Regions from separate parts of the Homo sapiens genome. Here region 2 is linked to region 1. A link is an interaction called in ENCODE POLR2A ChIA-PET data of the cell type or tissue named here. Cell type or tissue: PC-3. All regions are shown on one strand. Each heading gives the region's core, and the rest is flanking DNA. Links, peaks and the distances in the headings are about the cores only. Region 1 has its middle 24 kb from the start of NHLRC1. Region 2 holds the start of LOC105374953 (a long non-coding RNA gene).

Evidence for each region. Peaks named below come from ENCODE experiments on the same cell type or tissue, not always from the same donor. Only the 100,000 strongest peaks of a DNase experiment are listed, where the experiment ranks them.
Region 2: POLR2A ChIA-PET joins it to region 1 with 5 read pairs; 2 of 35 experiments call an interaction of 5 or more read pairs at or near these places.

What each region holds. Positions count from the first base shown.
Region 1 is chr6:18,094,973-18,103,019 of GRCh38, reverse strand. No RefSeq gene overlaps it. Among named protein-coding and RNA genes, the nearest start is that of NHLRC1, 24 kb to the left of the region's middle. In PC-3, for the core only: no CTCF peak of the experiment used is centred there; no DNase peak of the experiment used is centred there.
Region 2 is chr6:17,847,604-17,855,650 of GRCh38, reverse strand. KIF13A (kinesin family member 13A) reads left to right here. Exons shown (of 39, transcript NM_022113.6): 6 at 34-214; 7 at 3,609-3,696; 8 at 5,194-5,328; 9 at 6,162-6,274. It overlaps LOC105374953 (a long non-coding RNA gene), which reads right to left and starts at 5,217. Exons shown (of 3, transcript XR_001744007.2): 1 at 5,130-5,217; 2 at 4,587-4,676; 3 at 2,112-2,620. In PC-3, for the core only: no CTCF peak of the experiment used is centred there; DNase peaks (open chromatin) are centred at 3,580 and 4,120; H3K4me3 peaks cover 1,558 bases; H3K27ac peaks cover 2,867 bases.

The sequences.
Region 1 (8,047 bases), core at 1,127-6,126:
CCTGCCAACAAGCACTGAGGGATCAGTACTAGACACTTTGGCGCTGAGAGTATCGCCTGAGTCCTCCCCTTGTCCACCTGCAGTAAATCAGGTGGCATAGCTCCTACACACTTACCGAGGGACCAAGTGGACGCAAAATATTCAAGCTAAAGATACCACAAGCTTTCACTTGGTCGCTCTGCTTAATAGATTGGGAACTGCATGTTAAAAGAGGTCAGAGCAGTGAGTAATTTTGAAGAACAGCGTAGGAGAAATATGCAGCCTCAGAAAAGTTTTGACTCCAGGCTGGGTGCCGTGGCTCACACCTGTAATCCCAGCACTTTGGGAGGCTGAGGCGGGTGGATCACCTGAGGTCAGAAGTTTGAGACCAGCCTGGCCAACATGGTGAAACCCCATCTCTCCTAAAAATACAAAAATTAGCCAGGCATGTTGGCGTGTGCCCATAGTCCCAGCTACTCTGGAGGCTGAGGCAGGAGAATTCCTTGAACTCAAAAGGCAGAAGTTGCAGGGAGCTGAGATCATGCCACTGCACTCCAGCCTGGGTGACAGAGCAAGAATTTGTCTCAAAAATAAACAAATGAACAACAAAAACAAACAAACAAAAAAACAGAAAAGTTTTGACTCCAGGCATCTATCGCTTGGTCAGGAAATTCTAGAATAGCTGCTCCAGTTCTAATGGAAACCACACTCAGGTTGATTTGATGGGCTATTTCTCAATTGAATTAAGTATTTTCTGCTAGGGCGTGTGTTAAATTTTCTGTAAGATCCTATCTTTGTTGTGAAACTTGCCAAATAATTTATGAATACTATTTAGCACCATCTCTTCATGCAATCACCATCAATAAAAGGCTTCCCGTCAGCATATGACCTTCACTTGTGTCCCATACTCTCTCTTCCAGCCAAGTTAACGCATTACCATCTTCCTCATGGGGAGAATGGCTACCACCTGCAGCTTTCCTGCTGGCACACTCTGAAGCTGGCTTCTGCCCCAGCAGGAGAAGTATAAGAGGCCTCTTATACAGGTTTTCCTGCCTGATGTCTGGGGTTGGCCATCCAGTGCACAGGTCTCCTTACTGCCTAACATCTAGGCTAGATTGACAGCCTTGACCTTGTTCTTACTTTCAGCTCCTCTTCTGAATGTACATACTACATCTCGGTCTCAGCTTTGCCCTAGCTTTGCTGCTTTGGGCTTCCTTCCCTGTATCCAGATACAGCTGTAATCCATTGTGTCCCTTTCTATCACATCTAATGCTACTAAAGACCACGGAATTTATTATTATTATTATTTTTGAGACCAGGTCTCCCTCTGTCACCCAGGCTGGAGAGCAGTAGCACCATCTCCTCTCACTGCAACCTCTGCCTCCTGGGCTCAAACAATCCTCCCACCTCAGCCTCCCAAATAGCTGGAGCTACAGGTGCATGCCACCACGCCCAGCTAATTTTTGTATTTTTTGTAGAGATGAGGTTTCACCATTTTGCCCAGGCTGCTCTTAAACTCCTGGGCTCAAGCAATCCACCCACCTCATCCTCCCAGTGTTGGGATTACAGGCATGACTCACTGCACCCAGCCAGACCATGGAATTTATAAAGTTGAATTTTCCTGAACCATTAAAGGGAAAGATGCAGGAAATAAGAGAATGGCAAGTGGAAATGGTACCAAGAATTATTGGCTTCTTGTTTCATGCAGTGATTCTATGTTGGATACTCTCCTTTGGTTCTTACATATACTTACTGAAATGGTTTGGCTCTGTGTCCCCACCCAAATCTCATCTTGTAGCTCCCATAATTCCCACATGTTGTGGGAGGGACCCAGTGGGAGATGATTAAATCATGGGGTCAGATCTTTCCCGTGCTGTTCTCCTGATAGTGAATGGGTCTCACAAGATCTGATGGTTTTAAAAACGGGAGTTTCTCTGCACAAGTTCTCTCTTTGCCTGCTGCCATCCACCTAAGACGTAACTTGCTCCTCCTTGCCTTCTGCCATGATTGTGAGGCCTCCGCAGCCACATGGAATTGAGTCCAATTGAACCTCTTTTTTTTTTTTTTTTTTTTGTAGATTGCCCAGTCTCGGGTATGTCTTTATCAGTAGCATGAAAACGGACTAATACACTTACCTAACTCTCAAAACAGCCTACTAAATTGTTGCTATTGGCATTTTTCAGATGAGGAAACTGAGGCACAGAGAGATTAATTTGCCCAAGATCACTTGTACGGAAAGTAAACACACCATTTAGACTCTCTGAGCCTTAGTTCTTTGTCTATAGCATGGAAATGTAATAGTACCTGCTGTCTAGAGTTGTGGTGAGGCCTATGTAAGTTCATACATGTGCATTAGGACAGTGCCTGGCATGTTGTGAGTGCTCAGTAATTCTTAGCAATTAATATCTTGCTTCAAGTATTTGGAGTAAAGTGCTCTTTTTTTTCAAGCGTGGCAGTTAAGGACCATGAAGCCTAGAGCTGCAGAAAGCGCTCTTTGTTACCATGTACAGTGAGCCTGCCTGACAATGAGGCCCATTGAAAAGAAAGCAGAGCTGAGAGATTGAGGAAGACAACATCCATGTAACATTATTTGGGCCCTCAAATCTTTCTGTTCTCAAAGCTAGATGCAACCCCAAATGAGCCAATATAAATTCTCTGTTTTTAAACAAGCTTCAGTTGGGTACCTATGACCTTTGTCTAGAAGAACCTTAAGAGAGTCCCGGGCAGACACTTCTAGAAAACAATATGCATTTCCAGAATTTGCCTTAGCCTTGTGTCAAGGCAGCTAATGAAGCTGGTTTTCAATTGTGCTCAGAGTTCCACAATAGAAGAAAGTAATTTGGTTCCCTTGAGTGTTGAATGGGAAGTCAAGCTACTTATAAGTTGTTGGAACTTTTTTTTTTTTCTTGACTAGTGGGAGGAGGGCTGCATGGTACCAACTGAAAGGATTTTTTGGATTATTAGAGCTCTTTTGACACATAGGTTTTACAGTTTGGCAGGCTCATAAGATCCCGAGGTCTAACTTGCCCACTTTACAAATGAGTAAATTGCAGCCTGGAAAGATTAAGTAACTTGGACAAGCTGATTAGTCTACGTAGGAGAATAACCAGGTTCTAAACCTTGCTGTCATTTGAATTCTCTCTGATTTTGGATTTTCAGCAATATAAGCTGCACATAGGTTTTTTTGGACATAGACATGCAGAATTAGAGTCAGCAAGCTTATATCAGCTCACCCGACTCCTAACCTAGCTTGGTGTTTCTCTCATTGTATCATGCTTCTTCCTATCATTAAACACTTTTCCTGTGGCCACAATGTTTACTTAATACAGTAGTCTCCACCCCCCTATCCACAGTTTCACCTCCACAGTTTCAGTTACCTGTGGTCAACCACAGTCTGAAAATGGATAAGTAGAGTACAATAAGATATTTGAGAAAGAGAGGGATCACATTTGCATAACTTTTATTGCAGCGTGTGTTGTTATTTTATTATTGTTGTTCTTAGCCTATTACTGTGCCTAATTTATAAATTAAACTTTATCATAGGTATGTATGTATAGGAAAAAAAATAGTGTATATATGCTTTGGTACTATCTGCAGTGTCAGGCATCCACGGGGGGTCTTGGCACTTACCGTCGTGGATAAGGAGAGACTACACAGTACACAGCAAGTAACAAATGCGTAGTGTAGAACTCTAGCCCTACAGAATGTTTCTAGAATGCGGTAATGCAGAAAAAGAAGTTCTGTATTTAAATAAATTAATGAGTTAATTACTGGTGGTATGTGCCTGTATTCCCAGCTACTTGGGAGGCTGAGACGGGAGGACTGCTTGAGCCCAGGAGTTTGAGGTTACTGTGAGCTATGATAGCACCACTGCACTCCAGCCTGGGTGATAGAGCAAAACCCAATCTCAAAATAAATAAATAAATAAATACATAAATAAATAAAATGTATGAGTTGGTTGGGCATGGTGGCTCACATCTGTAATCGCAGCACCTTGAGAGGCTGAGGTGGGCAGATCACTTGAGGCCCGGAGTTCGAGACCAGCCTGGCCAACATGGTGACACCCCGTCTCTACAAAAAAAAATATAAAAATTAGCCAAGTGTGGTGGCAGGCGCCTGTATTCCCAGCTACTCAGGAGGCTGAGGCAGGAGAATCACTTGAACCCGGGAGGCGGAGGTTGCAGTGAGCCAAGACTGCGCCACTACACTCCAGCCTGGGTGACAGAGCAAGACTCCATCTTGGAAAAAAAAAGTGTGGCTTAAATTGGTTTCTTTACTGCAGTATTTCTCAGAGCCTTTAATAAGCTGTTTTGCATTATAAATGGGGCAGGGTGGGGTTAGACATAGGATACAGTGTTTTCAAACTCATCTTACCACAGATCTAGTGTTCTGGGAAATGCAGCATTAGAGGCATGAATCTTCACATTGTTTTCCAGGGTTGAACAATCATCTTATCCCTTGATTCAGTTCTACCCTCTTCTTTGGTGTTCTTTCTGGATATCCTTTTAATTTTTATGTTATTTATTTATTTTAATTTTAATTTTTTAATTTTAATTTTTTTGAAACAGGGTCTGACTCTGTCACCCAGGCTGGAGTGCAGTGGCACAATCCCAGCTCACCGCAACTGCTGCCTCCTGGGCTCAAGCCATCCTCCCACCTCAGCTTCCGGAGTAGCCAGGACTACAGGCATGAGCCACCACGCCTGGCTAATTTTTGTATTTTTTGTAGAGATGGCGTTTCGCCATGTTGCCCAGGCTGGTCTCAAACTCCTGGGGTCAAGCGATCTGCCCACCTTGGCCTCCCAAAGTGCTGGGATTACAGGCGTGAGCCATTGCGCCTGGCCCAGTTCTCCATTTTAAATTATCACCTTCAATTTTCATACTCCCTCCTGTTTCTCCAAGTTTCTGTATTTGGTTGCTTCTCTGGCTGTGGTTCCTTTTCTCAGTCTCTTTGTGTGTGGCCTTTACTTGCAGGGTGAAGCGTTCTGATGAGACAATGTCTCTGGCGAGTTCTGTCTAATGAAGAATGATCAGCTTGAACACTCTCCGAAGGGCAAGATCAGCCCTGACTTATAATAATTATATCTCAATACTCTCACACCCCAAGGTGGGCTTGTGGGAGGGAGCCGTACATAAAGATGCTTTCAACAGATTGCCCAGAAGTGCCAAGAAAGCCACTGTCCCCCTTGTTGAGTCCTACTCATCTTCCCAGGCCCAAGCCCAGTGGCAGAACATCTCCACGAAGTTCCCAAACATCGGAAGCCCCTCTCCTGACTTCCAGCATCTCACAAGAAAGTCAGCTCCAGCTTAGCACTTAGCCTCTTCTCCCCTGACAAGCTGACAAGCTGACCGTCTGTCTAGGACGACATTTGTGTTTTGACTAAAAGAATCAGCCTCCCTGATTAACATTTGCCACAGTCGTCACCAAGTATGGTGCTGTCTTTTATTGTCCTAAAAAGTATTCTGTGCCTTCTACATTACGCTTGTGTCCTTAAAATTCTAGCAGAAATTTTTAGTATAGTTTGCACACTGGGTAGAATTTATCTTCATTGATAGTTTCCACACTCAACATTCCCTATTTGTTTTATTTATTTATTTATTTATTTATTTATTTATTTATTTATTTATTTTGAGACGGAGTCTTGCTCTGTCACCCAGGCTGGAGTGCAGCGGCGCAGTCTCGGCTCACTGCAACCTCCACCTCCCAGGTTCAAGCGATTCTCCTGCCTCAGCCTCCCAAGTAGCTGGGATTGCAGGAGTGCACCACCATGCCGGGCTAATATTTTCGTATTTTTAGTAGAGATGGGGTTTCACCACGTTGGCCAGGCTAGTCTCAAACTCCTGACCTCAAGTGATCTGCCCGCCTCAGCCTCCCAAAGTACTGGGATTACAGGCGTGAGCCACCACGCTCAGCCCCTCAAAAGTCCTTTATTTTCAAGGGTCTTCACAGACCGAATGACAGCCTTGCGGGCATCACTGTGGTGCCTCCATGCAAACAACACAGCGTTGGAACCAACATTAGTGCTGATCCAATTAAATGAATGCCATAGGCTTTTTCTCTTGCTTGCACTTTTTTTCCCCAACATTTTCACATTCATTCTAAAACTGAGATGCATTTTATGTAAGTCTCTATTTTAAGGAGTTTCAGGAAGACTAATGCAGGCCTTTGGCTTCATGATAGAGACTACACAGCCAAACAAGCAATTTCAAAGGCTAGGTGTAAGTTATTGACAGGTGGAGATCTGAATAAACTTATAAATACTTATCAGCATTCACTTCAAATTTTAGTACTCTGTACAAGAATAGATTAGAAAATAGCTTCTGAAAGGTCGACAGAAAGTGTGCTTTCAGTATCTTCCACTTCAATGGCTTTCCTAGACACATACATGCCCTTTTCACTACTTTATATTGAACCAAAACTTTATTGTCACACAGTGCGGTTAGCTAAGCAGCTGATTGGTTGTTTTTTTTTGTTTGTTTTGTTTTTTAACATTTTGGTGTATCTTGGGATTTGTCAGTCCTGAATGTACGCTCTAATTAACACATCAACAGAGAACTGTGGCCAGCCAACAGAATATCTCATGTGCTTCCTCACTTGGCCTTACTTTTGGGACTCACTAAATGGTGAATTCACTACCTACTCAGAAGCCACCCTCACAGGTATAATTGAAGGAAACTGTAGTAGATGTGAGGCCTGATCTGATAACACCTAGGTCTCTTCCAGGGAAGAAGAGGCTAGAGAAGATTACTCTTGCTATAAACCTGAGAATCATGTAACATGATAAGTACTACCTGGCTGGCCATTAGTTTAAATAAGTTACTTGCTTGGGCTCACATATCACACCAAGGTGTTAAATTTAATCTCTAAAGACTTACGTGGTTTGGACTCAGAATGTTCTCGTTGAACACACTTCTTTCCCTTGTCATGTTGCATCCAAGCCCTGTAACTGACCCAGATTTAAGGACTTGGCCAGCCTGGACCACCAGGTAAGCTGTAGAAGAGACAGCATTTAAGTTGAGAATGCTTCCAGCTCTACATTTAAGTTTGGGATATCTCCAGTTCAGATCTGTCGGCTGATTATACAGCCCGTCCAACTTTCCTGGTTTCCTGTCTCACCTGCTTCTAAGTGAAGCCTAAAAACCTTGGACAGTAGAGCTTCAGACTTTCAACATGAGGATTCAGGGGTTAAGTCTATTTAAGACAATGCCTTGGTTCCTTTTTTCTATCATAACAGATAAGAATAGTCCTGTACCTTCCTGAAATCCCTAGTACATAGTAAGTGTACAATTGAGATACTTTCAGCAGAAAACCCAACTCAAAACAGCTTAAATAGGCCATTTATTTTATTTTATTTTATTTTTTAAGAGACAGAGTCTCACTCTGTCACCAGGCTGGAGTGCAGTTGCATGATCATGGCTCATTGCAGACTCAACTCCCTGAGCTCAGGTGATTATCACACCTCAGTCTCCTGAGTAGCTGGGACTGTGGGTGTGCGCCACCATGCCTGGCTAATTTTCAAAAAAAAAAGCTGTAGAGATGGAGTCTCCCTGTGTTGCCCAGGCTGGTCTCTAACTCCTGGGCTCAAGAGATCCACCCACCTCAGCCTCCCAAAGTGCTAGGATTACAGGCATGAGCCACTGTGCCTGGACTATGGCAGCACATTTGAATATCTGGGGCTTAGCTGGAAATTTCTAAAAACACCAATGCCCAGGAATACCTCTGGACATTCTAATTTCATTGGTCTGGGAAGGAGGCCTGAACCTGGGTTTTTTTGTTTCTTTTTTTTTTTTGTCCCCAAGACGGAGTCTCACTGTTGCCCAGGCTGAAGTACAGTGGTGTGATCTCAGCTCACTGAAACCTCTGCCTCCTGGGTTCAAGTGATTCTCCTGCCTCAGCCTCCTGAGTAGCTGGGATTACAGGTGTCTCCCACCATGCCTGGCTAAATTTTTTTTTTTTTTTTTGTAGATGGGGTTTCACCATGTTGGCCAGGCTGGTCTCAAACCCCTGATCTCAAGTGGATTCACTTGCCTCGGCCTTCCAAAGAGCTGGGATTACAGGCATGAACCAC
Region 2 (8,047 bases), core at 1,704-6,703, 250 kb after region 1:
TACCTGTTCTTCTTTTTCCTTGCTGTTCTCCAGGTTCGGGAAAATCCTTTTCCATGATGGGCCATGCTGAGCAGCTGGGCCTTATTCCAAGGCTCTGCTGTGCTTTATTTAAAAGGATCTCTTTGGAGCAAAATGAGTCACAGACCTTTAAAGTTGAAGTGTCCTATATGGAAATTTATAATGAGAAAGTTCGGGATCTTTTAGACCCCAAAGGGTAAGTTAGTGGTCAAGATTAAGTGTGTTAATAGGGGGAGATAATTTTAAATGATTCTAAAGTTAAAATTGGAAGTGAATATACGTATTTAAGCTCTTGGTGACTACACTGGTTTTCATTCATTTACAGAAAAATCATCAGCTTCTCAAAGCCTTTTGGTATACCCAGTGTTTATCCTACATTAATGTATAAAGTTGCCTATGTATGCCCTTTGAAAAGATGTTTTTACTATTGGTATTTTTTTTTGCCACCATGAACTATTCACAAAAATTGAGTTAGGAATAACACATTAGTTCTTCCATTTACATTGGAAAGTGGCACTAATGTGTTAAGGGTAAAAGGGTTGAAGGATTGAAACATCCCAGCCAAGGCAAGCAATGCCCTTCCCTGGCTGTGCATTGGAATCATGTGGGGAACGTTTTAAGCATCCACTTGCCTGATGTCCACCCATAGAGACTGTATTCAGTAGACCCAGGGTGAAACCCAGGGATCTATATTTTTTTTAACTAGGTGATTTAAAAATATATTTATCTGATTCATAGAGGAAGGGGGGCCATTTACTTTTTCTCAATTAAAAAATTTGGGGCCGGGTACAGTGACTCATACCTGTAATCCCAGCACTTTGGGAGGCCAAGGTGAGCAGATCATCTGAGGTCAGGAGTTCGAGACCAGCCTGACCAACATGACAAAACCCCATCTCTACTAAAAATACAAAAATTACCCAGGTGTGGCGATGGGCATCTGTAATCCCAGCTTCTTGAGAGGCTGCAGGAGAATCACTTGAACCCAGGAGGCAGAGGTTGCAGTGAGTTGAGATCACGCCACTGCACTCCAGCCTGGGGAACAGAGGGAGACTCCAGCTCAAAAAAAAAAAAAAAAAAAAAAAAAAATTATACTGATTTAAAACTAGTATCTATTTATGGAAAATTTGAAAAATAGGTAAGGTGTAAGAAGAAATAAAAATGACCTATAATCTCACCATTCAAAAATAATCACTAAGGCCAGGTGTAGTGGCTCATGCCTGTAATTCCAACATTTTGGGAGGCCAAGGTGGGTGGATCACTTGAGGTCAGGAGTTCGAGACCAGCCTGGTCAACATGGTGAAACACCGTCTCTACTAAAATAGAAAAATTAGCTGGGCGTGGTGCTGGGCACCTGTAATCCCAGCTACTCAGGTGGCTGAGGCAGGAGAATTGCTTGAACCCAGGAGACAGAGGTTGCAGTGAGCCAAGATCATGCCACCACATTCCAGCCTGGGCAGTAGAGTGAGACTGCATCTCAATAATAATAACCACTGTTACACTTTGGTGCATTTTGACCAAAATTATGAGTGACAAGGAAGTGACCCAATCAAAGAAAATGTTTATATTTACTCTTAAGAAGCTGTTAACTATTTAATGCATACAAAATAACATTTATAACACCTGTAAGGCATAAAGAGTAATAAAAACAACTGCCTACCTACATTGGCTTAATAAATGGAACATGACTTAGTCAAAAGTACTCTAGCTAAAATTAAATAAATAAATAAATAAATAAATGGAACATGACCAATAATTGTGAAGCTCACTATACGTTCCCCTTGGATCCATTTTCTACCCCTCCCCAAGGTAACTACTATTGTGAATTTTGTGTTTAGCATTCTCTTCCTCTTCTTTAGCATTTACAAATAATTTTGCATAATTTTTAACTTTGTATGACATCATAATATATGTGTTCTTTGGTGATTTGTTCCCCCCACCGTGATTCATTTATTCTTATATATGAAGTGCTAATACATTTTTACTGTTGTCTTAGCATTTCATTGCATGGTTACATCAATAATTCATCACTTTCTCTGTCTTTTGTGTGGTTCCTGCTTTTATCAATAGAGTGCTGCTCTGAAAGCATTGTTATACAGGTTTCCTGCTGTATAGGTAGGTGCAGGAGTTTCTAGGTAACACATCTAGGGGTGGAATTGTAAGTCACAAAATACTGAATCTCCAATTTTATTTAATTGCGCAAACTGTTATCCAAAGTGGTTGTACCAATTTCCACCCCCACCAGCAGTGTACAAGAATTTCAGATACTGGACACCATCACAGGCACTTGGTATAATGCTAGGTTTGCTTTTTCTTGCTGCTGAATAGCATTATAGAATCTCTGGCAAGCAGAGTAAGCTGTGTACTGGATCGTGTGCATCTAAGTAGCTCACTGTCACATTGAATTCTTCGTCTTTAAAATAAAGGTGGTAAAGCCTACTTTGTAGGGATGTTATGAAATGAAACGGCATAACTGAAAAGTGCTTCAGGGAACAATGCCAGGACTTTGGGATGCATTCAGTGATGCTTCTTAGCTCCTTTTTCCCATATATTGGTGATGCTAAGCAATGACTCTTAATTTGAAAGATGATTAATATGTGATGCCCTGAAAAAGATGGTGTGCACAATATGGTCAGTATATACATAGCTTTGCTTTTAATCTCCATTGTCTTTTGATAAACTGTTGAAATGGGTTCCAAACCAGGTTTATCATTTAAAAATTCAAAAGAGCTTTAAAATTTTCATTAGCAGAACCAATTCTAAATATAGTACAAACGTCAGTAATTATAAACAAACTCTGTACTATAATCTCACTTTCTGTATAAAATAGTGTAAGCATAGAAGTAGCATAAACCAATGCAGACTTGAAGTAGAGTTTAAATGTTTTAATACTGTCTACTAGTAATTCAAAAATTTTGACTGGGCGGTGGTGGCTCACATCTGCAATCCCAGCATTTTGGGAGGCTGAGGCTGGAGGATTGCTTGAGCCTAGAAATTCAGGACCAGCTTGGGCAGAATAGTGAAGCCACATCTCTACAAAAAATATAAAAACTAGCCAGGCATAGTGGCATGGGCCTGTAGTCCCAGCTGCGTGGGTGACTGAGGTAGGAGAATCACCTGGGCGGGAGGTTGAGGCTATAGTAAGCCGGGGTCATGCTACTGCACTCTAGCCTGGGCGACAGAGTGAGACCCTGTCTCAAAAAATAAATACCATTTTAAGACATTATCTGCTGAGAATATGCTTATTTATGAAATAGCCGAAAGGTTGATTTGATCTGGCATGTTTTTTGGTTCCCTTTTTCCCCCAATCCTCCCCAAAGTATAACTGACAGCCTAACCCAGGAAGGTTTGTGACTAGAGATAGAATGTTTAAAATAGTAACATACTTTAAATAGAAATCAGAGCATAAAACACATTTCTCATGTTAAACATTGTTTTGCTAATCCAAATAAAGTAGCTTTTAGATTTGTTGGGGGGAGGAGTCATTTAAAAATTCTTTTGAAATTGTTATCTTAGTTACTGTGTACTTAAAGAGAAAGAAAAGCTTCCAGCTTTGGTGTGATTCATTTATTCCTTTTTCCTCCCTCCCGCAGGAGTAGACAGTCTCTTAAAGTTCGAGAACATAAAGTTTTGGGACCATATGTAGATGGTTTATCTCAACTAGCTGTCACTAGTTTTGAGGTAAGTCATTTTTTTTAAAATGTGATTAAAAGCTGACTATAAATCAAAGTATGTAAGTGATACTGAGTATATTTTATGTGGATGCTTTATAGCAGAATGATACTACTCAGGGCCTCAGAAACCCAGTATCAGCACACCGCAAACAGAGAGGAAAAGGGCTTTTAATCACACTCTTCAAGCTGCTTTGTTGTGAAGGTTTTACAGTATGGCCGGGAGGCCCAGTGTTTTCAGGTTGCTGCATATTTTCACTAATACTACTCTGTTAAAACTGTTCTCCCAATGATGCCAGTGACATCCTTCTAGACATGTGGTATTCTAAACAGTATTTGGCAGTTAGTACAGCCCTTTCTTTTTGGCAGGGTCTCCTGCCTTGGTTTCTGTCACTTCTGGCTCTCCTGTTTTTCTGAATCACTCCTCTTGCCATTGACCGGCCTGTTTTACTTTATTTACTCTTTGACTTATATGCCTTGTTAAGATCTGACTCAAGATTCTGCTTCTATTTCTATAGTGATTGCTTTGGAAATCTCATAACACAAACTGCTATCTCTGTTGCTAAAGGATGTGAATGAATGAGTGAATGCACAGAGAAACAAGCAAATCCCTGCACTTACTTTGTGCTGTTTGTGGGATGTGGCTGGCCCATTATCACCCCAGACTTAGTATGGCTAAAACTAATCTGTGCAGTGATTCTCTCCAGCCATTTAAATCAAGGTATATATAGAATTGCTCTAATCGGAAATAGAGCACAGTGATCATTTTAAAAAGGTTTCGATTCTGAAATGAATGGATACTTTTTTGGTCTAAAGGTGCTAACTCAGCTCCTTCACTGAGGTCCCTGGTTCTTAGCTCAGTGTGGTTGAGGTAAGTGTTGATGTTATCCTGTCACTTACTAGTAGGAGCCAGGGTGCTCTATTTGCATCCCAGCTCTACCTCTTACTGGATTTGGGGAAAGTTGCTTGACCTCCACGAACTTCAGCATCCTTGTATGTAAAAGCAAGAAAATAAAGTTCATTTAGCAAATATTTCATAAGATCCCATAGGCTCTAGGCATTCTAGGAGCAAGTGTACAAAGTGGAATAAGGAAAAAACCCTGCCATCAGGGAGCCACAGTATTGGAGGAGGGAGGCAGACAGGCAGGCATCAGCGGGTTGGTAAGCACAGGAGAGTAAGAGTTAAATCAAGTCACTGCTATTATTGATTATCGGAGTGCTCAATAAATATTAGCTATCCCAGGAACCCAAAAAGGAGAAAATAGGGACTCAACTGAGAAAGAAGACAATTGGGAAATGGAAAGAATTAGGGAAACATTTCATACATTACAAAGTCTTGAGTGAGGTGGAAGCTCAAACCATGCTCAATGGAGGAGCGGCAGGGAGGTTTCTATGGAAGGGTGGTGACAAAGGCATCAGAGGAATCATAATTAATACATATACCTGGTGTGCAGGACTACATTCTTGTGTTTTTGCTTATGGTCTTTTCCTTATGCTTTGCCCCTAGGATATTGAGTCATTGATGTCTGAGGGAAATAAGTCTCGAACGGTAGCTGCTACCAACATGAACGAAGAAAGCAGCCGCTCCCATGCTGTGTTCAACATCATAATCACACAGACACTTTATGACCTGCAGTCTGGGGTAAGGGATTAGGCAGAACCTTTTTGGAGTGGGGGTGGAAGAACTGAAAGTGTCCATATAGGTAAAGTCTTTCATGGTTGGGTTCAGTGGCTGAGAATTGTATGTTGGCTCTTCTGCTTACTAGGTGAGCTACTTTGCTTATCATTTAATTTGTTAGGTCTTTCTTTATATTTGACTTTTTAAAAAATTGGATTTTGGCCTGGTGCAGTGGCTCCTGCCTGTAATTCCAGCATTTTGGGAGTCTGAGGCGGGAGGATTGCTTGAGGGCAGAAGTTCATGACCATCTTGTACAATATAGCAACACCCAGACTCTACAAAAACAAAAAAGAAAAATAATTGTATTTCTTGTGCAAAGTCCCTAACAAGTGTGATGACATCACCATACAGCTTTTAATATATATCCTTTCATGCTGAAATTCCCATGGAAACATGTCAGCTTCATAGCCATTGAGGGATATTAAAGAGGACACCACAACCTTTAGCCTAAACCTTTTTTCAAAGGAAGAAGGATTTGACTTGAATGTGCAGAAATCCTCATGTCCTCATATCTCCTCATAGGCATTTTAAATCTCCAGCTTTCTGACTGTATTCCAGAAAGCTGGGTGTACTTGCTACCCAGCTGCAAAACAAAATGCTACATTTCTACGCCTATTTAAATGTTAACTATGAAATTAATTGCTGGTTCAAATAACTCTTCTGACCGTTTAAAAACTTAAGAAATTTGCCATATGAGAGTGGGATGGATTGCTCAATTATAGTGCTAACATATATGTAGATATCCATGTGGTTTTTATTGATAAGTTTTTCTTCTCTCTCTCGTTTCCTATAACTAGAATTCCGGGGAGAAAGTCAGTAAGGTCAGCTTGGTAGACCTGGCGGGTAGCGAAAGAGTATCTAAAACAGGAGCTGCAGGAGAGCGACTGAAAGAAGGCAGCAACATTAACAAGTAAGGTGGCTGGTCCCAGAACAGCCTGGGTGATTTCCTTCTGGAGGGGATTTGTTGCATTATGAGGGTCAGATGGTTCTGATGTACAGGTTGTTTAAAGTCTGTATAGCTTTAGTAAACTGGGCTGAAGAAAAACAACAACAACCTGTGTCTGTTAAGATGTATGAGGTTTTTGGCCAGGCACGGTGGCTCATGCCTGTAATCCCAGTACTTTGGGAAGCCAAGGCGGGCAGATCACCTGAGGTCAGGAGTTTGAGACCAGCCTGGCCAACATGGCAAAACCCCATCTCTACTAAAAAGGCACGGTCACGCACACCGGTAACCCCAGCTACTTGGGAGACTAATGCAGGAGAATCGCTTGAATTTGGGAGGTGGAGGTTGCAGTGAATCAAGATTGCACCACTACACTCCAGCTTGGGCAACAGAGTGAGACTATCTCAAAGGAAAAAAAAGGATGTATAAGGATTTTGTTTAGGTACGGTGGCTCACAACTATAATTCCAGCATTTTGGAAGGCCAAGGTGAGTGGATCACTTGAGGCAAGGAGTTCAAGACTAGCCTGGGCAACGTGACAAAACCCCTTCTCTACCTGGTCTCTACCCCGTTTGTACCCATCTCTACCCCCTCTCTACTAAAACACAAAAATTAGCTGGGCATGGTGGCACACGTCTGTAATCCCAGCTACTCAGGAGGCCAAGGGGTGAGAATTACTTGAATCTGGGAGGTAAAGCTTGCAGTGAGCCGAGATTGCTCCCCTGTACTCCAGCCTAGGCAACAGAGCGAGACTCTGTCTCAAAAAAAAAAAAAAAAAAAAAAAAAGATGTACGAGTTTTAATTAAATAAAACTGCATGGTGCAGCTTGCTCAAAAATGGCACAAATACCATATTCTGACATATGTGGAAGCTAAAAAAGTTGATCTCATGGAAGTAGAAAGTAGAATAGTGGTTACTAGGGGCTGGAAAGGGGAGGCCAGGGGGAATAACGAGAGGTTGGTTAATGGATACAAAATTACAGCTAAATTGGAGGAATAAGTTCTAGTTTTCTGTAGCACTGTAGGGTGACTGTAATTGACAGTATGTTGTATATTTTCAAATAGCTAGGAAAGTGGATTTTCAGTGTTCCCAACACAAAAAAATGATAAGTGTTTGAGGTGATGGATATGCTAATTACCCTAAATTGATCATTATACATTGTATACATGTATCAAAATATCACACTTTACCCCATAAATATGCACAATTGTGTGTCAACTAAAAATAAAAGCAAGCCAGGCACGGTGGCTCACGCCTGTAATCCTAGCACTTTGGGAGGCTGAGGTGGGTGGATCACCTGAGGTCAGGAATTTGAGACCAGCCTGGATAATATGATGAAACCCTTCTGTACTAAAAATGCAAAAAATTAGCCAGGCATGGTGGCAGGCGCCTGTAATCCCAGCTACTCGGGAGGCTGAGGCAGAAGAATCTCTTGAACCCGGGAGACAGAGGTTGCGGTGAGCCGAGATCGCGCCACTGTACTCCAGCCTGGGCAACAAGAGTGAAACTCCATCTCAAAAAAATAATAATAATAATAGTACCTACTTCACCGATTTGTTAGGGATAAAATGACCATAATGTGCTTAGAAAAATGCCTAGCACTTAGTATGCAGTGAATAAAAATTAACTGTTATAGCTGTTGTTTTTTATAATCAGGATAACCATTATCATGATTCCAAGTTCAACAGAAAGTAGTTTAGTGTGTACTTGTAATCTTTTTCTGTTGAGCTGTAATAACTTA